3 separate regions of the Mus musculus genome follow, and all the other regions are linked to region 3. The links are chromatin loops, found by intact Hi-C in ENCODE. Cell type or tissue: heart. All regions are shown on one strand. Region 1 overlaps Fez1 (fasciculation and elongation protein zeta 1 (zygin I)). Region 2 holds the start of Chek1 (checkpoint kinase 1). Region 3 holds the start of Ei24 (etoposide induced 2.4 mRNA).

The links. Peaks named below come from ENCODE experiments on the same cell type or tissue, not always from the same donor. Only the 100,000 strongest peaks of a DNase experiment are listed, where the experiment ranks them.
Region 1: a loop joins it to region 3, with 2.8 times the contacts of the local background. A loop is called at or near these places in 9 of 42 quality-filtered maps.
Region 2: a loop joins it to region 3, with 2.6 times the contacts of the local background. A loop is called at or near these places in 2 of 42 quality-filtered maps.

Annotation. Positions count from the first base shown.
Region 1 is chr9:36,874,401-36,882,400 of GRCm38, forward strand. It overlaps Fez1 (fasciculation and elongation protein zeta 1 (zygin I)), which reads left to right. Exons shown (of 10, transcript NM_183171.5): 9 at 1,897-1,962; 10 at 4,166-4,524. The coding sequence ends at 4,182. Among named protein-coding and RNA genes, the nearest start is that of Fez1, 46 kb to the left of the region's middle. In heart, no CTCF peak of the experiment used is centred here; no DNase peak of the experiment used is centred here.
Region 2 is chr9:36,721,822-36,729,821 of GRCm38, forward strand. It overlaps Chek1 (checkpoint kinase 1), which reads right to left and starts at 4,837. Exons shown (of 13, transcript NM_007691.5): 1 at 4,742-4,837; 2 at 3,976-4,057; 3 at 1,976-2,199; 4 at 940-1,004; 5 at 783-852. The coding sequence starts at 4,040. Stt3a (STT3, subunit of the oligosaccharyltransferase complex, homolog A (S. cerevisiae)) reads right to left here. Exons shown (of 18, transcript NM_008408.5): 18 at 7,523-8,000. In heart, a CTCF peak has its summit at 4,768; a DNase peak (open chromatin) is centred at 4,810; H3K4me3 peaks cover 2,460 bases; H3K27ac peaks cover 1,576 bases.
Region 3 is chr9:36,792,925-36,800,924 of GRCm38, forward strand. Ei24 (etoposide induced 2.4 mRNA) reads right to left here and starts at 4,410. Exons shown (of 11, transcript NM_001199494.2): 1 at 4,289-4,410; 2 at 316-425. The coding sequence starts at 357. In heart, no CTCF peak of the experiment used is centred here; a DNase peak (open chromatin) is centred at 4,467; H3K4me3 peaks cover 1,542 bases; H3K27ac peaks cover 902 bases.

The DNA of each region.
Region 1 (8,000 bases), 81 kb after region 3:
AGTCTTAAAACCAGGACAACATGGCAATGGACCTGGGGTCCCACCCTTGTCACAGTTGTCCCTGACTCAGGGTCTGCTGATCTTCACTGTTCACTCTGCTTATAAACATGAAATATGTACATTAAGGAGAATTAGACCATATAGAAACATGTCCCAGAAGAAACATACTCCGTGATCTCACACTTGGAACTGCTTAATGGTTTCATGTACTGTTCTAGATTTTTCTGTGTTAGGATATATTTGTTATGAAGCTAATATATGTTCTTCAGCCTTCTCTATTGATAAGACTGCTTTAGACATGTAAGTCTCCCACTTTAATAAGGTGGTGTAAGACTACACTGACTGGTACGCTGTAATCCATTTACAGAAGCTTGATGGTGAAAGAGTGTGTTGTCAGATACTTTTGTTGATGCTAAAAATGAGGCTCAGATACTTTCTTATGGAATTTTCCCCAAAGTTGACTTCAGTAATGTAAGTTGTAACATTAGAACATGTTATTTTGTTAACACAAAAGCATTTATTTGTTTGGGAACAGAGCATGGACCTTACTAAACCAGTGTCCTATCATTGAGTTACAGTCTCACCCTCGAACATACAAATTTTAAACTGTTATAAAAATAATTCTTAAAACTCCTTAGACTTTAAAAGTTTTCCTACTGTCTATTTTTTGTATACATCAAGGAAATATTTCAGCAAGAGCTGTGTAGACTCCCTGAGAGTCCACAGTCCTTTAGGTCGGCATAGTCTAACCCTGTAATGGGCATTGCTGTGACCTGCATGGTTTGGGGGGTTGACCTGACTCGGGTAATGAGGAAAGCAGAAAGGACAGACACACAGACAGAAAAGCTGGGATTGGGTAGGCCATGTGCTAAAATGGAGATATAACAGCAGAAGCCTGGAAACTCCATACATTAATTTTATACATCTTAGTTGAGGGGGTCAGTTTATTGTAGATAGCTGAACATGGATGGATGAGGTTAGCTGATCTCTGTAGGAGAGTAGTTTCAGGTTGCAGTCAGTGGAGGGAGGAAGATATGGCTAACAGTCCCTGTATACATTGGTTTTAGCTAAGGGTCAACCATTTATAACAATCATACTCAGTCTTGAGAAAGGCTTTGCTGTCCTCCCTTCTCCTGAGCCTCATCTGGAGAAGGCTTTGCCATTTCCCTGGGTCTGAGGCTTCAGGGCCATTGAACTGGCTGACTATACTCTTTCAACAATACTCATTCACCCAGGACTTCATTTCCTCCCCACAGGACATAACATAGAATAAAGGTTCATTAGATAAACTTCATCTGTGGCCAATAAACTGGAGGTGAGAATTATTGCAATAACATCTTTTATGTGAGTAGAATATCCTTAAGGACAGTTTCATAGCTGGGCATGGTGAGGTATGCCCTTCGTGCTAGCACTCCAGAGGCTGAGGCAGGTGGGTCTCTGAGTTTGAGACCATCCTGGTCTACCTGGTGAGTTCCAGGCCAGCCAGGGCTACAAAGTGAGATCCCGTCTCAAAAAAACAAAACAAAACAAATAGCACAGTTTTATTAGTGATTCAGCAATTACTATTAACATTTAGATATTGTTTTGGCAAGTATTTATTTTTGTTAAAAATACGTGCTTGGTAGATGTATAGAAAGTGTAGATGATCGAACAGGGGAACATTTAAAGAAGTCAGTGGTAGATCCACATTGCAGAGACAACCCTGTGGCTCCCTGGGTGTATTCTTTCTCAACGTAAGATTCTGAATTTTGATAGAAACTTGTAGAGTGATGTATGAATGCCAGGTTTCCTCAAATCATTTCTCTCTTGCGTAGGGTGGAAACTGTCTAGCCTTAAAATTAAACTTCATACCCTTATAGTGTCTTGGCCCATATCTCCCTCTCTCTCCTTCTCTAGTTCTCTTCGCCATGAAGGAGGATAACGAGAAGGTGCCTACTTTGCTAACGGACTACATTTTAAAAGGTGAGAGCAGCTGCCCTCCTCCCAGAACAGAAGGGTCCTCTGAGTTCCTGCTCAGGCTGTGGAGCTCATGCTGAAACTCTCTTGGAGCTCCCACACCAGGCCGACCAGGCAGTAGTCACATACACCACATGATCGTCATGAGGGCTTTGAGGTCATGGGTGTTACTAGCAGGTCTGAAGAGATTCTGTTACTTCAGGTCACCACTGTGAGTCCTCATGAGGAACAAGATGCCAACAAAGGACTTACTGTGGAGAAATATGATAGCTCTTGCATCATGTCATTTTTGGTTGGGAAAAACAAAGCCTGAAAATAAGTTAAGACTTTCGGTACTTGAAAGGAAAATGATGTCATGATTAAGTTCGTCTCTTCATAACTTTTTATGAAAGAGAGTACTAGTAGACACCCAGGGCTCATTCATGCCAGGCAAGCAGTCTTCCATTGAGTGACAATTACTGTTCTGTGCTTCTTTTTGAACATTGACCATGGAATTTTTCAGTGCAGGCAACAGAAAGATGGTTCTTATCTCCCAGCTTCATTAACTCACAGCCAATCCTTTTTAAACAGTTTTTATGTATATAGTCCCTGAATGTTTGTTCACCTTGTGTGTGCCCAAAGAGGCCAGAAGGGGGAGTCAGTTCCCTTGAGACAGGAATTACAGACCTAGGTCTTCAGAAGAGTAGCCTGTGTTCTTAACTCTTGAGCCATGTCTCCAGCCCACACCAGTCTTATAAAGTCTTAACCAGGAATATTGTTTTGAAGCAAATTTCTGTTAGTATATTTCATCCATAAATATTTCAGTGTATATTCCTAAGAACTGGGCACATAGCCCCAATGCCATTGTCACAACTAAAGAGCTGGGGCTGAGACCCTGGGGTCCATTTCCAGAACAACAAAGGGGGGAGAGAAAAGGCTACAACTACAAAATTAAGCATACTGAGTGGCATTGGTGACCTAATCACTGTACGGCTCACCTTACTTTCTCCCATACAATGATTTGAGTTTATTTGTTTACATTAGGACCTGATGAAGGTCCATAAAATTTGATTATCTATCTCCTAAGTCTGTCTGTCTGTCTGTCTGTCTGTCTGTCTTTATGTCTCAGTCACTCCCACCCCCACTCTCTACTCTTCCTCTCTTTACCTCTCCACCTCTCCTCCAGGATCCCATGCAGACCAAGATGGCCTCAAACTCTCTCTGTAGCTGAGGAAGACCTTGACATTCTGGTCTTCCTGCCTTCACCTTCCAAGTGCTGGGATCAGCACGATGCCCAGCCTATAATGTACATTAACAACAACAACAGCAACAGCAGCAGCAGCAACAACAACAACAACAACTATAGCCTTCCCTTTCCCCTGTCTTCCTTCTTTTAAATTCGTTTGTTAAGCTATAGAATATCTTTGTCCTAGAGTCTTCCTAATTTCAGCCCAAGGTATAATTTAGTCTACTCTCTGTCTCCTTTATTTATTGTAACTAATGGAACAAGAGGCTTGATCAGATCCAAGCTTGGGTCTTTTGCCAAACAGACATAATGAGTATTTGTAGGACCCTGTGAAGAACACTACACTGTCTGCATGTGTCTTCTTTTAGTCTGTAACTGGCCATTGATGACAGCACACTGTCTAGACCCAACATCTTATGAATTCTTGCTCCACATTCATACAAAACTTAGAAGAGTTGCAGGAGGTTTATGGAACCTGGTTATGAAATCCCAAACTGTACTCTTTCTATGGGGATCAGGGGGATTAATGTTAAATTTCAATAGGAAGAATTTAGGTTAAAAATTAGAAAGAACTTGTGACTCTGAAAGACTTTGCAAGAAAAGAAGTTTTTCAAAGAAGTTTGTAGAGATGAGTTATGTGACATTGGTGAGCAGACATGTGACCTGCTGAAATGTCAGTGAATTTATAAAAGTAGTTAATATTTACGAAGCATATTTTACAAGTCTCTCAGCAACCTACGAGCAGCTTAGGTATATCCTAGTATGTGGGTGAAGAACAAGAATGGAAAGGAAAGGCATTTTCTTAAAGCCACAGAGTTAGATCCATGGGCGGTGGAGACTACAGTGCTTGATATTGTAACGGACACCTGTCATTCTCTTCTGTCCTCAGAGGGATGACTCAGGGCTGCAGTCATTGCCTGGTCCTCAGGGTAGCTCTCTGCTCAGTGTGATCCCTGCATGACCTCTCGCCTCTTCTCGTTTCAGTGCTTTGTCCAACCTAACCTCATCTTTGGAGCAGCCTCACTACAGGAGGTCACTGAGCAAGAAAGTCATTCCATCGCTGGGATTGCATGACACCACGTAACCTCCGGCGTGTATTTAAACGTGTATAGCTTAACCTGGATTAAACAAGAGCAACTGCGCGCGGGATCCTTTGCTGTTGGCTTCTAGTGCTAGTAATCATTGGATGCATGATCGGGCGCAGGGCCAGAGATTCTGCTCCCTCTCCACCTGTGTTGGGGAAGGCAGGTGCCCTCACCACTCATTATGTAGTCTGGCTCCAGCCCTCAACCCAGCTTATACTCTTAAGACTAATTTTGAAATAAACCTTCATTTAATTAATATTCTTCATGGTTTTTGGAGAGTGGTGTCCATTGGCTCTGTGTTCCAAACCCTTTAGGGAAATGATGTCCAACTGTCCTCAAATGCTGGTCTGTAGCCATGGCACTGATGCCCTGTGGTGGGCACTGGTGAGGTCATGTGATGTAGTAAGGTTGCCTATTCTACAAAAGGAGGCTATCTGTGGTCTCGTAAGTCTCCACTGCTTGGAAATGTGTGGTACAAACTAGATAGTCTGAGGATAGGAAGAGATAGAGAATCTCAGGGATGTGCCAATAAGCTGCAGTGCCTCTTATTGGGGTATCAGGTTGGATTTTGGTGGTCTTGGAGCACAGGGGCTGGAGGGAAGTAGTTTTGCTGACCTCAACTACCTGGAAGACTACATCTCTTTCCTGAACTGAGGTTTATCATCACTCCTTGTCTGCCCTCAATGGCCTGTGAGAACAGCATCTTGTATCATTGCTCCTCCTTCCTGAACCCCTGAGGACCAGTGGCACTGACTCCTCCATATAGTCTCTGGCTTTGATAGTAGGCATCTGTCAGCCTCGAAAACCAGCAGGTGAATTGCTTCCCTTGTATCCTGGATGCTGACTTTGTCTAAGCGTAGCCTGAATCCCATCCCCTTTCATCTCCTACCTTGAGTGATACTAACCCTGCAGTTCCCATGCAACTGGCTTTCAAAACATATGGGGTGGCCACTTTTAGCCGGCTGCCAGCCCTATCATTTTCTACATATTGCGTTACATCACAGCAACGTAGAATCACAAGCAGGTATGGATTCATACCTTCTGGGGTTTTCAGGGGACAGAGCCATGAAGCAGAGATGCTCAGCAACTTACCTGAGGCAACTTAGGACATAGTAGAGATGGACTGACACTTTGGTCTCATCTGAGTAGATGTTCACTGATGCTTTGGGGACATAGTGCTTGCTTAACCACCTGGGCCTCTCCATATGAAGCCTACTGACAGTGACAGTGCAAACAGACAGGGTGAGTTCTCTGCCACTGTTTTCTCTGTCTTCTGGTTTTTTGTTTTGTTTTGTTTTGTTTTGTTTTGTTTTTGTTTTTGTTTTTGTTTTGTTTTGTTTTAGCCGAAAAGGAGCAATCTTTGGGGAGAAGGGCAAAGGAGGAAAGCCTTACTCTACCAGGAAAGCTACCAGAGTACCTGCAACCCCATCATGTGTGTTTATAGCACCAAGCTATACATAGACCATGCCCCGCCCCTGGATGTCACATAAGGTGGAAAAAACTACAAAGCACGCATACACACCACTAGAATCCATATACTGACACACTAGGCCTTTGACAAAACAAAAGATAACTTCAATTCTGAAACTCCTCAGCTCTAAAACTACAGATGCCAAAGCCTGCTAGTGATATGAAATCATTGGGAGGTTTAACATTTTGCCTGTCTTCAGGTTTTTCCTCGGTTTCAGCAAATGGGAACTAGTGGAACACCCCCCACCCCCCCCACCCCCCCCACCTCCACCCTGAGCTTTTCTTCCTGCCTTGGGTTTATCAGATCTGGGTCAGCCACTTCTTTCCCCCAATTTATCCTGCCAGCAGGTGTCTGAAGCAACTCGGAGACAAGCTAATCAAAGCCAATGGTGGTTAAAAATAAACCTCAAGTGTCTGGGACCCTCTTATTGCAGGAGGAGGTTATCAGGGAAAGGGAGAGAAGGGTGCCTCGGTTTTCTTACCTTTTCTGAGAGGGACTGTGAAAGCCATCCCTCAAGATTTTGTACTACCTGCTCTTCCTTCCCTCTGTCCCCATGAGTCAAGGTTTGATGTCCAGCAGTACTGACCTCACCTACAAGACAGACAAAATCCCTGGCCCTCCCTATAGCTGGTGTTCACATCAAATTTGGGAAAAGCTTTGCTTTAACTCTTAGGGTACCTAGAGCTCTGAATGGAGCCTAAACCCAAGGAAGGCTCAGCTGGTGTTAAGAGGTGAAGCCAGTGCTCTCCTCAGCCTCCCCCCAACATTCTGGAATACCATAAGAAAATGGGCTGGAGGGGGGAAGCCCAAATGATGAGCTGCATTTCAGGGCCCATCACACTCCATCACAAAACCCACACCAAGTTTAAGTTTTCAACAGTCCATCAGTAGCGGAGAGTCCCATCTATCAGGAGCCGTCACAGATAGGTTAGTGGTCGGGTAGCTGGGAGTTTCCTGAACTCAAGTGTGTTTCTATTAAAAGATTTTTCTAAATCTAGTCTGATCATATCCCAGGAAGAAAAGTCATTATGGTACTGGAGGCCAGCCTTTAATTATGTGGCGTGGAAGCATAGGATGGGGTGGGGTGGGGTGGGCATCCCTCCAACCTTCTCTATCTGTCTTAGGATGGGAGACAGCCGTGACCTTTCAGGATGAAAACAACATAGCAAGCGTTTTGTTGGCCCTAAGTTTTGTAGGATGAGCTGGAATTTTCTTTGAAATTATAAGAGCTTTCCACTCTCACTACAACATGTGGAGTAGAACTATCTTCAGTCAGTGGTCATGAGGAACTGTAGACTGTCAATGAGTAGGCATGATTGTCTACTGTAAGGTGTGTGTATGCTTAGCATCAAACCAAGGACTGCCCAAGAGAGACATGCTCTTCCAATTGATCTATACCCTCAGCACATACCCAGGTGCCTTAAGAAGCATTATAACTTAAGGCTTCAAGTATTTGACTGAAACCATCTCATCTGCACTGCTGAGCACCAATCGTGACCTAGGCTCTCCCACTACAGCCTTGTCACCGAGAACATTATAGGATCTATGTAGGAGGTTGAAAGCTAGGGTGTCCCAGAATGACAGTTTTTCCTGTTCGGAAAGCAAGAAATAGGGAGAGGAGCCTCATTTCCCGGAAGCCAGGAGAGGTGACTCTCATCCCTGAGACAGCCTCCAAGATTAGCATTCATGAGAGGGGAGTAATTATATGCTACTTTTAGAGAAGAGACACTCCCATTCTTGATGGTGCCTGACTATGTATTTCTTTGTGAGGCCGAGAGGATCATCATTTGTTGGATTTCTGTCTGAGCCAGGGGTCTGCACTCTTCTATGCTTTGGGAGGGGAAGCACAGGACATTCTGTTGACCAGGGAGGTGCTTTGGTTTTTTTTTTTTTTTTTTTTTTTATGCCTTGTTTCTGAAGAACAATGAGCCACCTTAGCCCACAGCCTGGCAACCTCACATTCTACCCAAGTCCTCATGCATATTCATCCTGCTTCCAAGAGCTCAGCGTGGAATATGCAAATTGGACAGGCAGGAGCAAGTTGGCATTTCGATAATAGCTTTGTCTGAAAAAACCCCAGGGACACAAGCGCTCTCTCTCTCTCTCTCTCTCTCTCTCTCTCTCTCACACACACACACACACACACACACACACACACTCCATCTTCTCTCTGTCCTCCCTCCTCCTCTCCTACTGTCCCTGCCCCCACATGTCCCAGAACAGGAAAATGAATCATATGTTGCAAGAAGTGAGGAGTCAGGTG
Region 2 (8,000 bases), 71 kb before region 3:
GATGCAGAGTTCATGGAGATGCAGAGTTCGGCATTTGCCCAGTTGGTTCTCTATCTTGCTTTGGGGATTACAGTTAAGTAACTGGATGGATCCGAGAAGAGACTTTGGACTTAAACATTGTTAAGACTGCTACAGACTATGGGGAAATGTATGTATGCAATGTTTAGGTATGGCCTCCATAGACTCATGTGTTTGGACAAGCCTATGGGGGCCAGGAAGTGAAATGTGATGGTCGGTATATGCTTGGGCCAGGGAGTAGCACTATTAGGAGGTGTGGCCTTGTTGGAGTAGGTATGTCATTGTGGGTATGGGCTTTAATACCCTAGTCCTAGCTATCTGGAAAAGAATATTCTGCTACCAGCCTTCAGATGAAGATGTAGAACTCTCAGCTCCTCCTGAATCATGGCTACCAGGATGCTGCCATGTTCCTTCCTTGATGATAATGGACTGAACCTCTGAACCTGTAAGCCACCCCCAGTTAAATGTTGCCCTTATAAGAGTTGCCTTGGTCATGATGTCTGTTCCCAGCAGTAAAACCCTAACTAAGACACAGGTCTATATGATTAACCTAAAATATAACATTAACAAGGGCTGAAGAAATGGCTCAGCAGTTAAGAGCTTTTCCAGAGATCTTTAAGTTCAGTTCCCAGCAATCACATAGTGATTCACAACCCTCTAAACTGAGATCTGATGTGCTCTTCTGAGAGGCAGGTGTACATACAGACACAGTACTCATGCAATAGATAGACAGACAGATAGAATTAACAAAATATTAATCTTACCCCTTTCATCCAAGAGGAGGTTTTCTGGTTTAATATCCCTGTGAGTTATTCCAATTCCATGAAGATAAACCTAAGTGGGAGGTCAAAACAGTAGAATTTAGCAACTCACATTATTGATGCTAATTTTAAGCAAGGGGAAAGAGGCTGTAGTACCTACCACCCCTGCCATGAGTTGGTGGAAGAACCTCTGAGCATCTTGTTCAGGCATCCCTATGTCTGGCTCTGGAAGAAACAATTATAGTCTATTGAAAGATTATAATCAGGCATCAACCATACAGGCTCTTAATTCATATCTCACTATGTTTATACTTAAGCAAACGGAAATGCATACTATCAAAAGACTTAAGTCCATTAACAAATACATCACTAAATAACTCACATCTCCCTAGATGCTAAATAATAAAAATAAGCTAACATCATAGGAAAGTAATTTAAAAGTATTTTAATCTTATACTAACCCCAGTGGACTTCATTTCCTTCAAATGTCTCCCTACTTCTTCTAACACAAAGTTCAGGGCTGGAAAGATGGCTCAAAAGTTAAGAGCACTGGCTGCACTTCTATAAGACCAAGATTTGGCTCTCAGCACGCACATGAGTCACAACAATTTGTCAGCTCCAGGGGATCCAGTACCCTCTTCAAGCCTCTTATAGCATCAGACATGCCTCCACAGGCACCAGGTGTGCACATGGTACACAGAATACAAAACAGCCATAAAATAAATAAATAATTTTAAATAGTTCCCAATGACTGCCAACAGGGAAGTCATGTACAATTTCACTACATCACAGACTTAAATCATAAAACTTTTACATCACAAAGTCAAGAATGCCTGACTCTTCCTCCAATTTTCCTGTTACATAACCAATTCTGAAATAAAATTGATCTAGCTAACATTTAAAAATGCAGCTAAGAGAGTTGGGTGGTGGTGGTGCACACTTTAATCCCAGCACTCAGGAAGCAAAGGCAGGTGGATTTCTGAGTTCAAGGTCAGCCTGGTCTACAGAGTGAGTACCAGGACAGCCAGGGTTACAGAGAGGAACCTTTTCTCTAAAAACCAAAGAAACAGCTGAGAACATGGTTGAGTAGTAGACCAGTTGAAGGGCCTGTGGAAAGATGGTGGGTTTAATGTCCAGCAGCACACACAACGTATGAAGGTGTTCAGTAAAATATTTATCTTAAATCTTTTCCATACCAATTCTATCAAAAAGTTCTCCTCCACTACAGTACTCCAGAAACAGATACTGGATATGGCCTTCCCTCCTGTGGCCATAGAATTTCACTACATTCTCGTGGCTTAACATTTTATTGATGCAGATCTCTTTCTTAATATTTTCTGGACAGTCTATGGCCCGCTTCATGTCTACAATTTTCACTGCAACAGCTTCTTCAGTTATTCTATTCACAGCAAGTTGAACTCTTAAAAAGAAAGAGAGAAAAAGTTACAACATTTTCACCTCAGAATTCCCTTTCTCCTAACTCTTCAAAAGATTACTGATACACACCTGTAATTCCAGCATTCTAGAGACAAAAGGGTCCAAGTTCAAACACAGCCTAGACTACAAAGAAACTTTCAAAGAAAAAAAACAAAAAAAGCAAAACCCTAGCAGCGGGTGGAGGTGTCTCTGAGAAGCAGAGGCAAGCAGAGCTCTTGGAGTTTGGTGCCAATGAGATATTTATTCTCTCTACAAACAAAACTGAGGGGTGGGGATACCTGAGGGGGGGCCTGGAGAGAAGGCTCAGCATGTAAGAGCACTTGCTTCAGACCTCAGCCGTTTCCAGCACCCACATGGTAGCTCACAATCATTTGTAATTTCCAGTTCTGGGGGAATCCCACACTTCTGGCCCTCTGTGGGCAAACACTCATCCATATTTTAAAAATGCATAAATCTTAAGAAAAAAAGCTTCAAAAAGTTAGATGTAACACACCCCAAACTATTCTTCCTTTCTTCATCAAGGAAAATGAAATGGCCTCTGCTATGTTCTCAGACGCATTGAGACAAATGTGAAGCATTGCCATTAATGCTCCAAGAAAGTCTTGGAAACTTGGAAACCTTGTGCTTGCAAGTTATCTAATAACTGACCATGCTTTGAAAGACAATAGCAAGTCTACAATACATCACATATACACATGATCTAGTAATACAACAGCATTACTTTACACTTATTAATCTCATGCATATATGCCTGAGCCAACTACTGAACACATCTTTAAGGTAAGAACCATTAATTCTATCATCAGATGAAGAAACAAAGGCACATAAAGCTTGCTCAAGAACACAAATACAGCCAGGCGTGGTGGCACATGCCTTTAATCCCAGCACTCGGGAGACAGAGGCAGGCGGATTTCTGAGTTCGAGGCCAGCCTGGTCTACAAAGTGAGCTCCAGGACAGCCAGGGCTATACAGAGAAACCCTGTCTCAAAAAACCAAAAAAAAAAAAAAAAGAACACAAATACAACCAGGATCAGCTGAGTGTGGAGATCTGAAATTAGGCAGGATGCCGCCAGGGTCTTTTCATTATCTCATTTAAAATTCTAAGACACATGATTTGTTAGGAAAACAATTCTTTTATAAAAGAAAATTTTATAAAAGTAAAATTAAAAAAAAAAAAGAAAGAAAAGAAATTGGACCGTCAAGCACAGGCTTGTCATACCTACCTGGGAGGCTACAGTGTACAAGTTCAAGGCCAACCTAGGCAATTTAACAAGATTTTGATCTGAACAAAAACAAATGTAAGAAGAAATTTGGTGTTTTACAGGCCTAGAAATGTAGCTCATGGCAGAGCATAAGCCCAGCATGAGTGATGCACTAGGTTCAATGTCTACCATCACAAAAGAGGAGGAACAGGTGTGGATGTGCTTCACTCACTCAGAGCCTTGATGTACAAATGCGAATATCCATGCTCTTTGCCACTTGAAATAAAGGACTTTTTTTAAAGTGTGTACTCAGACAACAGGTGGAAAACTAAAGCAAACAAACAGGTAATATTTAAATTAGGAAGACCATGGTAATGGCCAGGCAGGTTAAGCCTCTTGCTGTCAGGCCTAATGATCCCTCCAAACCTTCAACAGAACCAGCTCCTGCAAGTTGTCTTCTGACCTCCACAGGTGCACGCACCATAGCACGACAGACAGACAGACAGACAGACAGACACACACTGCAATAAAAAATTAAAATGAGGACTCAAACTTACTCTCCATAGGCACCTTCTCCCAAAGTTTGCACCAAATCCCAGTCTTCCACAAAAGGCACTGCCATGACTCCAAGCACAGCGACTGTAAAATGCAGGATCCCAGAAAATACTGGGGATGAGTGTAAACTCTCATCACCTGTAATGCCACTGAGCCATGTCTCCTGCTATGATTCCGCACGACTTTCTTTTCATCTTACATCTGAACCATATTTACCCACGTCATAATACTGAACTTGAACATTTTGTCCTGTTTATCACAAATCCTGTTTCCACGTTTGTCCTCCGTCCGCCTTTATGCAAAACTGAGCACTTGCTTGGCTCCAGGGTTGCAAGACAAGAGCTTTCGGGTGAATGATCCGGAAAGGGAGTTGCGGGCAGGTCAGGGTGCGGGGGTGGGGAGCAGCTGGGTGTAACTACGGTAATTACTGCCAGAGCAGCCCCTCCTCCCACCCGCTCACTTCCAATTCCCACCCCAACGGCACGTGTCCCCAGCACCGGGAGGGAACAGGGCGGGGCCAAGCCGCGGAGAGAAGCGGGAGGCAGGGACCCCTAGAGCCGGGAAAGCATGCGAACCCCGGAGCCTTACAATCGCTCTGGTCCCTTTATGCTGGAGAGCCACGGGCCACCCGCTCCAGCCCGGGCTCCGGGCGGCCCTCCCACCTCTCTGCTAGTCTGGACCACTCCCTCCCCGCGCCCGTCCACACTAAACAAGCCCTCTGGGTCCTTTGCTGGAGTTCTTTCCCACTGTTCAGGACGCCCTTCTCACCAAGCAGTCCTTTGCCAGCTGCCACAGGAATCCAAATGCACAGCTTTTCCCGCCAAAACCTGCTTGCGTCATGCTGTCGCAAAAGCGCACACCTCTGCCGTAAAGCGGGCCGGCGCGCGTTGTCCTATCCCAGGCTCTGCAGAGGAGCGACTTCAGTAGACCGACCGCGCAAGGACCCTTCCTTCTAATACTGGCTGAAATTCTGATGTGGCCGTAGTTAAGACACAAGCTGACCAGATTTGGTATTGACGACTGCTTTGGTGAGAACTGATCTCTGAGTCCGAATGAAATGGAAATGGCACGGGGCGTGTGCCACGCCTTACGTTGCTCCACAGAGGCACCGAAGCCTCCATCCAGACTGCGCCACCAGTTGGGCCAAGAACCCAGGTTCCCTGCCACTCAGAGCCTGCAAAGGCTGCACCGTTAAGTACGTAAACCGACCTGCTCTTGACCTCGGAGCCCCAGGGAGGAAGGCTCAAACTAAGCGACACAGAGTGCTCTGTAAACTCAATTGTGCCCCCCTTAGTATTCGAATTGAGAAGCTAGCAACTGCTGCTGGAATTCTGAAAAAAAAAAAAAAAAAAAACGAAGGAAAGCAAGTGTGGTGGTGCATGCTTGTAGACCTAGAACTTGGGAAGCGTAAGCAAGAAGATCTTGAGTTCAAGGCAATCCGAGTTATACAGGGTTAGTCTTACCAAAAAAAAAAAAAAAAAAACGAAGGGGAAAAAAAACCACATCGCCGCGGATGTGTGAGGGGAAAGTGCAGTGAGAGTCACCAATATTGCCTGAACAGGAGGCTCCAGAACCAGTTAAATCTTTTTTTTTTTTTTGGGGGGGGGGGGACACACGACTATTTGCCTGTACTAGCTTTCTTAAACAAGCACGGTGGCCCACCACACTATAGAGATAAAGCAGGAGATACCCAACCAAGATGCTCGCTTTCAAGAAAAAACAAACAGCAAAGTAGACTTAATGGTGACTCATCTATAACCTCAGTCTAGGGAGGTTGAGCCAGGGAAAGTGATTCAGGTTGGTCAGCCTGAGCCAAGGGTGTGTGAGTGTGTGTGATCTTATCTAAAAAAAAAAAAGGAGGTGGGTTGGGGAGCACAATCAATATTCCTTAACTAGGCTAGACTTATGGCATAATGGTAGAATGCCTGCCAAGCATACAAAAGTCTCATAATAGAGAAATGTCAATTCTAAGAAAAGGGACTTGGATACAAAAAATAAGGAAACAATGAAACCATGTGCTGGCTAGTCAAGTGCATTGCCTCTGAGCTACATCTCCAACTCCATGAAATCTAACCTGGAAATGTTTAAACTTAAACCATGTTATCAGTTTAGGGTTCGTGTAATTAAAAACAAGCTATTAGATTATTTCCATTTCTTTGTGATTTCCTGTGTATATTCTGAAATCTACAAGAGGTTGATTTAGTCTTTTTTTTTTTTTTTTTTTTTTGGTTTTTTGAGACAGGGTTTCTCTGTGTAGCCCTGGCTGTCCTGGAACTCACTCTGTAGACCGGCTGGCCTCGAACTCAGAAATTCACCTGCCTCTGCCTCCCAAGTGCTCTTAAATGGAATCTAGGTTCCTCTAGTCTTAAATGGAATCAATGTCTTATTTCCTGGAAAAGACACAGTATCAGAGTTCTGACTTGGAGAAGAGTGTGTATATGTGTGTGTGTGTGTGTGTGTGTGTGTGTGTGTGTTTATGTGTTTGTGTGTACACCTATACCAACAACAGGGAGGTGAATGTAGGAAGACCAGTTCAGGTTCACATTGGTTATATAGAAAGCTCAAAGATAACCTGGAATAAATTAAATACTGTCTCAAAACACCTAATGTGTCTGAATCGATTAAAAGAAAACTGTTCAGACACAGAGGAGTAACTGAAAGTGAAGAGAGGTGGGGAGTAGGAGGACTCATGATAAAACTCCCTAAAATTAGTTAGGAAGGAATAGTAGTGAAACGAGGCATAACACTTGCCTGTAATCACAGCACTTCGGAGGGAGATGGAGAAAGATCAGGAATTCAAAGCCACCCTAAATTTGAATCTAACCTAGGCTACATGAGACTGACTTTAAAGGAGGGAGGGGCCACATAAACAATACCCTCTATTCCTTTCTGAGTATGAGAAATTTTGGGAAAACTGAAAGCCTACTGAAAATAAAAGGTAACAAACACAAAATAATGATTAATCCCAAAGACACCAATGACAGTACAGGAAAGTGACTTGACATGCATCGTGGGAAGCCCAGAATTGAAATGAGGACACCAGGCAACTCTGAATATGAAGGTCAAAATGGGGCAGTCACACGACTACCTATGAAGCAGAGATCTCTAAACACTTCCTGTTGTATAACCAAGGAAGAGCTCTATAACCAAGGAAGAGCTCTTCCCCAAAGCTACTAGTAAGGTTTGAGATAGTAAATGATTGCTAAACTATAAAGTAGACATAGTAAAAGGTGTGGCTATCCTGAAAATAGCATTTAAATTTAAGTGTATGTACTGAGAGTTGAACCAATATGCTTTCCTTTTCTACTTTAACCTAGAAAGGCAACAGCCTGGCCAATATCCTTGAATAAAAGGACAGAAATCCTGAATCTTATGTACAAAAGAAAGAAGGAAAGTTAACACATATTATGGAAGAAAAAGGAAATCTAACACCAATATCAACAACTTCTCAGTGTGCCAGCCCAGCCTGATCATAGTACATTAAAAAGCATATGCACACATTCTCCATAACACTTTAGACCACCCAGTCTGAAAAAAGCAGTCAGCCAAGAATTTGGAAAAGTCTTTAATTGGAAAGGCAGCAAAACAATGGGACAAAAGAGATCTCTAAACAAGAGTGCTTAAGACTTTAGAAATATGAAAGCAGAAAAGAAAAAAGTTATTTTTTTTAAATATGGTTGAAATTAAGAGATGTTGCTCACTGTTAAGAGTGCTTACCTAGCATGCACAGGGCCCTGGGCTTAAACCTACGCACAACATACAAAAGGGGAGAGGGAGGGAAGAGGAAGGGAGGAAAAAGAGAGGGAGGGAGGGAGGGAGGGGAAAACAGAGCAAGACCACAAATACAGCTGAGGAAATCTCCAAAAAGGTAGAATAAAGAAGAGCAACTAAGAAACTATTAGAAAACTGACTCAGAAAGCCCCACACTCAAATAACTTCATCATGGACTGGGGAGTTAATTCAACAGTTAAAACCAATGGCTGTTCTTACAAAGGGTTCAATTCCGAGCACTTGCATGGCAACTCAC
Region 3 (8,000 bases):
AAACCAGCCAAGGCTGCGTAACAAAATAAAAAAGATGCATGATAGTATACATTCCTAGTATTTGGCACACAGAGGCAGGAAGGAGCATCACCAGGAGCTCAAAATCAGACTGAGATACATAGCAAGACTGTCTCAAAAATACCAAAAATTCCTACTTGCTGAGTGATGTAGACTAAACTAAAAATTGACATTCTATGTAAAAGACCCAACAAATATATAAAATTACAAAAGAAAGATGTCCTAGTCTGTTTCTTTAACAAAAAAGCAAAAAAGAAAAGGTTAAGGGACAAATTCCTTGAAACAAAATATACTCACCCTGCCAAGGTCCTGCAGAAAGGTTTTGACACTGTCAGCCATCTCTCCACTGCCCAGACTATCAAATACAGCGAGAGGGAAGTGCCCCCAAACCATTCATCATGGAGGGCCTAGACAGAGATGGAGGAAAAAGACTAATGTTAAAGATCCATTACTTCATGATGTTTCTACAAAATGACACAACATTCTAGTATCCCTAATACAAGAGTAATAGACTCTGACACTAATAACGTCAACTAAGAGGCTAGACCTTTAACTGCTAAAATTAAGAGTCTGTTTTCTTCAGAGATGAGATACTGGAAGTTGTTCTGGCTAGTCCCACACTTGCTGAAACTACAGGAATGTTTAGATAAGGGGCAAAATGTGCTCCTGGACAAGTGGTCTCCCCTGAGCCTTGAATTTCCAAACCACTCCTCCCAAACACTTTCACTTTTGAGAATCTGGATAGAAATACTCTCTTAAGCAATTTTTATACTGGCTACATAGTCTCCAGCACTTGAATGTGAGACTGGAAAAGATGGCTCAGTGGTTAAGAGAACTGGCTACTCTTTCAGAGGACCAGAGATCGATTCCTCGATTCCTAACACCTATCTCAGACCACTGACAACCATCTGAACTCCAGCTCCCGGGGGTTCAATAACCTTTTCTAGACCTACACAGGCAGGTGCATGCACGCACACACAGAAGCTACACACTATGATAGATTGCAATTCTAGCACTCAGAAGGCAAAGGCAGGAGAATCACCAGTTTTCTCACCAGGCAGATACATATTAAGTTCTACACTGAAAACCCTGTCTCATATAATAACAATAATTTATTTTGATTCACTTTATTCATAGTCCTCAAATACATGGGAAAATTTAAGACATAATCTAAAACTACCAAACCCAGAGCTTCACATGTAATAAGCAAATACTCTACCATTGGCCTACAGTACCAGTTCACTTTCTAATCTTAAATATACATGCACATGTCTTTTAAGGATCATGTAAGAAACAAAGAATTTTAAACTAGACAGACTAAGGCTGACGGTCTAGTTCAATGGCAGGCTGCATGCTCACTCAATATGCATTGGAGCCAGAGAAACAAGCAAAAGGTCATAAAGTTCACATTTGTAAACAGTCTTTAGAAGGGTTAGAATGGTAAGGGTTAGTTAGAAAAGCTGAGGCAAGAGAATCAGGAATTCAAGGTCATCATCCACTAAATTGGAAATTTAAAGGAAGCTACATGAGACCCTGTTGCAAAAACTAAAGAATAGTAAAGGTTTCTCTCATATTATTTCTCAGTTGATTGGAAAACCCAGCTTTATAATTAATAAATTGACAGAGCTGCAAATAACTCAGAGTCGGGGCTGGGGAGGTGAAGGTGTGTCTTCTGCAGAGCCTACAGGTGGGTTGTCCTCTGACTTCACAAGCACACTGGCCATGGCTCATTCACATGTAAATGCAAGGTCATGCAAACAGATGCAAACAGACAATAAATGTTGAAAAGAACTGATAGAGAAAAAAAAAGTACAATTCAGTGGTAGAGTGCTTGCACGGTATGTTCCATTCCCAACACCAAGAGAAATTAAACTGAGACTGAGGGCTGGTGATGAAATCCTAGCATCCCAGCTGCCTGGCAGGCTAAGATAGGCACAAGTTCAAGGTCTACACAAGCTGAATTAATTAACAACTGGATAATTTAAAAAACTCTCTCAAAAACAAAACAAAACATTGGGAATATAGTTTAGTAGAGAACCTGCCTCGCATACACAGTCTCTAGTACCAAAATGATAAGAGGGTTCATACTAGAAAATCTTGTTTTTCAAGATGGGGTTTCTCTGTGTAGCTCTGGCTGTCTTGGAACTCACTCTGTAGACCAGGCTGGCCTTGAACTAAGAGGTCTACCCAGCTTTTTAAAAAACAACAACACACAAAAAAAAAACCAACTTAATTTTATGAAGATAAGTGTTTTGCCTGCATATATCTGTGCATCAGTCATATATTACAAATGTGAGCTGCCTTGTGGATGCTTCGAATTGAACCTAGGTCCTCTGAAAAGTAGTTAGTGCTCTTAAACATTGAGCCATCTCTTCAGCCCCTATATATAAATAATCTTAAAATACTAGTCTCTCAGCTGGGTAGTGGTGGCGCACACCTTTAATCCCAGCACTTGGGAGGCAGAGGCAGGAGGATTTCTGAGTTCAAGGCCAGCCTGGTCTATAGAGTGAGTTCTAGGACAGCCAGGGCCAGAGAAACCCTGCCCCCCCCCCAAAGACTCTCAATTATTTAATTTCTTTAAAGTGAACTCTCAGGTGAATGGAAAGTCTGCTTGCAAAAATATGAGATTTTAGGATTCCAAAGTTATCATGCCCCACCAAATCAAGCTTAGAATCTTCAATTTAAGAGATAATAAAATATAATAGTCAGCTTGTATACAACTCAAACTTCAAAACATAAAGGATACTTTCCTTGACCTCTGGCCACTTCAGCACCACACTGACCCAACTGGACTGATGCCATTCAGAACTGGACAAACAGGGAGTACAGTCAGAAGGCTGCCTGCATCTGCTCCTTACGTCAAATCCTACCCAAATGTGCTCACCTAGAGAAGTTCCTAAGGTTAGGAAACATCTGTTACTACTCCCACTCCCCCCTCCTAAAAAAGCAGAAAAAGAAAACCTCAAGAGCTTCAATCATGTGTACAGAGAAAGCCAGTGCTCTAGGAGTTGTGGTAAAAAGCAGTCCATGACCAGGAAACTAGTAAATGTCCAAGACACTAAGGTATATCACAAATGTACCACCATCTTAAGCAACAACTTGCTCATCTACAAATAAAGGGTAGCATATTAAAATTCTTCACGGGATAGAGTACGACAGAATAAACAAAGCTGAAAAAATTCTGGATAAATGTAATCCTGTTAAAGAACACACCCGACTTGAGGTGAGAAAATCCATTACTCTAGTTTTCTCCAAGAGCCCAGACAGGGAGCTTCAAAATCTGTCATATCCCAGAACCACTGTGTTATTTGACTCCTTGGCAGATTAATACCCGGCTTCTTCATGTACCAACTAACAAAGTACCAGTGACCAAATAGAGCCTTTAAAGGAAAGGCCATTATTATACCGTGGGCCTAACAACTTTTCTATGGGAGAGAACATTTGGTATGAATTGCCCTGTTTAACAAATTGCTGAGACAAGCAGAAAAATAACCTTCCACGATTTGAGACCACACACTGACTGACACAAAGGGCTCTAACAACAGAGAAAACCAAGATGCATCATCTGGTTCACAATATTTTACATATAAACGGTTTGTCAACAGTGAGTGAAAGCTAATTACAACCAACTTTGGAACTTCAGTGTTCTAACCGAGACTGGACTTTTTGGCTTAAGCTTTGCAACGAGGATTTTTGTTTAACCCAAGCATCACCTTCCTTAAACCTTGAAACACTGCTGGCCAATAAATTTGACAGTCTTTAGAACCGATTAAGCACCTACTGAGACATACTCCTGCACTTTCATTCCGAAGCCACCAGATTCAAGTCCCGGAAGGGAGGAAGCCAGTGTTTCCCACTCCAGGTAGGGAAAAGGTAAACACCCTCACGCATCACCCGGCCACAGGCTGCCTCCTGGGCAACCTGGGGTACTCGGCCCCTTCTCTCCCGCAGCGTCGGGGCAATTGGGGTGAGAACCCGTCTTCCTCCCCAGCCACTGCCGCGCACAAGGTGCGGACCTCGCTCACTGAGGGTCACCGGAGCTAAAGATAGCCCCGCCGCACCTGGGGAAAGCCTGAGTCCCGCGCGCCGCCGCCAGGCCTGCCCCTGCCGCCTTTCGCGTCCCGGGCCCTTCGGGGGCCGGGGTCCTTGCCGCAGCCCCTTCCAGAACCTTAGGAACTAGCTCCGGCCTGCCAGCCCTCGATGGGCCCTGCCGCCCAGGCTGCGATTTGCAAGCGGCTCGAGCCCACTGCCCGCCGCGGCCTGCACCTACCCCGCCACCCTACCGCCGCGGCTCCAGCCAGGGCGCTCGCCCACCGAGGCTCGGTTCGCCTGCTCCGCGCCCGGCTGCCCGCTCCGCCCGGGCGCTCGGAGAGCCGGGGCTGCGCCCACACTGGGCATGCCCGGGCCGCACGGGGCAGCTGGGAAGTCGGGCGGGCAGCCTGCCGGTCGCTGGGCAGGGGCGGGGCTAGCGAGGTAGGGCGGGGCCATACCGGGGGGCGTGGTCTGGGAGCCTGGGAATTGTAGTTGGCTGGACCTCAGAGTCCAGACTCATTCTGGGTATCCAGGTCCAGGATTCTAGACCTTTGTTGCCTCCTAGTCAAACCCCTTCTCACTGTTGAGCGATCGTTAACCTCCTTAATCTATCTACACATCAGTGCTGGTCTTTCTGATATCCTTTAAGAACAAATGATGAAAACAATAAAATAGGAGACACCTTGATAATTTGGAGGCTTTCTATAAAGACTAATAAACCAGGTATGGTGATGCACACCTGAAATCCCAGCCCTTGGAAAGCTGAAGAGAAGAAATGGTCCAAATTCGAGTCCAGCCTTGGCTACCTAGTAAGTACCAGCCTTGGCAGAGCTGTGTAACAACATCTTGATTCAGAAAAAAACAAAAGCAAAAAACAAAAACTCAATAGAGTAATCAGTTATCATGCACATGCAAAAAGCCCTGGCTTCAAGTCCAAGAATTATATTACACAGGGCATGATAGTACAATCTCAGCACTTGGAATTTGGAGGCAAGAGATCAGAAGTTTGAGTGATTCAGAATATAAGGCATCAACCACTTAGGTAGCATTTAGTGCGGATTGTAATGATGGAATGGCTGTGATAAAAAACAAGTAGAGATTGCTGTTTTCAACTGGCTCATTTCTAGCCTGGCTCCATAATTTCTTGTCATGAAACTGTAGGAAAAGCCACTTTTACCCTTTTCAGGTTTCTCCTTTGAATTTAAGAAACAAAACCCAGAAAGAGTCAAGTATAAGAAAAGCATACAAGTTAGCTAGTGAGTTAGTAGTGACTGACATATAAACCCTGAGAAGGGAATGAAGAAGATTGGAGATGGGTTTTCTTTTATTTTTTGGAGGGGGATGGAGGGAGGCTGGAGACAGGGCTTCACTCTATAGCTCCGGCTGTCCTGGAACTCACTCTGTAAATCAGGGTGGCCTGCCTCTGCCTCTGCCTCCCAAGTGTTGGGATTAAAGGCATGCACCACCACCCAGTTAGTTTAGTCCAGAGGAACAGAACTTAATGAATATATATGGGGTTTATTAGAATGACTTACAGGCTGTGGTCCAACTAAACCAACAATGGTTACCTGTGAATGGAAGGTCCAAGAGTTCAGCAGTTGTGCACTTCACAAGGCTGGGTGTCGAAGCTGGTCTTCAGTACACGCTGGAATCCCAAAGTAGTAGGCTCTACTGCCAGTGGAGGAATGGACTTGCCAGTGAGAGCAAGAGCAAGCAGGAAAGCGTGAGTTCCCTTCATCCATGTTCTTTATATAGGCTGCCAACAGGAGGTGTGGCTCATATTAAAAAAGAGTCTTTCCACCTCAAAAGATCTTGGTTAGGAGTCCTCGCGGCTGGGTGTGGTGGGATGTACTCACTCCTTTAGCTCCAGTACAGGGAAGGCTGAGGATTAACATTAAATTCGAAACCTGGCATGGCGCACGCCTTTAATCCCAGCACTTGGGAGGCAGAGGCAGGCAAATTTCTGAGTTCGAGGCCACCCTGGTCTACAGAGTAAGTTCCAGGACAGCCAGGGCTACACAGAGAAACCCTGTCTCAAAAAACCAAAAAGGAAAAAAAAAATTAAGTTCGAGGACACCCAGGACTAACACCCTGTCTTGAAAATAGAACTAGCTGTGAGGACCAGGCTGGCCTTGAACTTAGAGGTCCACCTGCCTCTGCCTCCTGATGCTGGGACTAAAAGAGTGTGCCACCAGTTCCCAGCCCAAATGTTTTTAAATGCCATTGTGCAAAGAATGGCAGTTGTAGAGAAGTGGTGGGTGGGGCTAAAGAGAAAAAATCGCATTTTGATAAGGTTTGGTTTGTACCCCACCTATTAACTATTTTTTAAAAATCTAGCCCAGTTAGACGTGTATACTGGACAAGTGCTTTATCACTGAGCTAAATTCCCATCCCCTTCAAATTCCTATTCAAGTTACTTTTAGAGCAGCAACTCCCTGCTTTTAAGAGGGAAAGGAAGCCGGGCGTGGTGGAGTATGCCTTTAATTCCAGCACTCGCGAGGCAGAGGCAGGCGGATTTCTGAGTTGAGGCCAGCCTGGTCTACAAAGTGAGTTCCAGGACAGCCAGGGCTATACAGAGAAACCCTGTGTCGAAAAACCAAAAAATAAAAAGAGGGAAAGGAGAGGATAATTGCCCCTCTTGGCCTGGCAGTGTAGCTCAGTGGTAGAGACCTGACTAGTCTTCCTCTGGCCCCACCTTTAAGAGAACTCCTTTCTTGCTGGTTTTGTTTCACTTTTAAGTGCTCTTAGCTCACAATTGCCCTTATAGAAAAATGGCATCATTTAGGGTGGCCTATTTGCTTACTCTCTGAACTATTCTGCCTCTTCTAGAAGACTTTGTTCCCTACTCCCAATCTCTTCTATGGCTCTTCACTTCTTTTTCTTCTTATTTCCCTTTGCCTTCACCAATGCTTAGACCTGCTACTGATCGGGTCATCTATAGAATCAAATGCTTATTATAAGCCATTATTATTATTATTCCTACGTGGAAAGAACCTGAAACCCAGATGTCAAAGTCAATGGCAAAACAAATGCCCAGACCTCTCAGATATAGCATAAGTGAGGTGGCCATTGCTACAATACAACATCATGTCCAAAAGCAGCTTGAAGAGGAATGTATTTGGCTTACAGTTTTATATCACATTCTGTCAATGAGTTAAAGTCAGGACAGGAACTTGAGGCAGGAAGTGAAGCATGAAGGAACATTGCTTACTGACTTGCTTTACGAGGCTTGTTTGGTCTGCTTTCTTATAACACCGAGGCCCACCTGCCCAGGTGCAGGATTGCCCTCAGTGGGTTGGGCTCTCCACCCCAATCATTATTCAAGAAAATCCAGCCTTACAGACTTATCAACAGGCAATCTGATGGAGACATAGTCTCAATCAGGGTCCTCTTCCCAGGTGATTCTTTACCTAACAAACTGACAAAGAACTAATCAGGACAGCTCTCTTCTATTTCAGTGGACTAACATTATTCCCTGGCCCAAGTTCAAGAACCATTCTAGAATAAACTTCCCCTTTCCCTGGTGTGCCCAAATCTTAGCTTCTTGTTCAAATCAGCAAGATAAAATGGAGAAGGGATCAAAGCTTCCAAAAGTAAAGTCCCTGCTGGTTTCAGTGTTTGGCACAAATCTGAAATCATAGCATTGGAAAGATAAAGACTAGAGGATTCCAAGTTCAAAGCTAGCCTGGGCTATATGAGAAAACCCTGCTTTTAATATATATCTATACATATCCTGATGATAGTGGTTCAAGACTTTTGCCCTGTACAGGAAGACAGAGACAGAGGCAGGTGGAGCTGTGTGAGTTCAAAGACAGCCTCGTCTATTTGTAAGTTCCAGGCCAGCTAGGACTCTATAGTGAGACTCCGATTCAACATAATAATGATAACCATATCATCATTCTGGATTTACATATGGAAACACTTAAGGGGAGAAACTCTTGTTTTCTTGT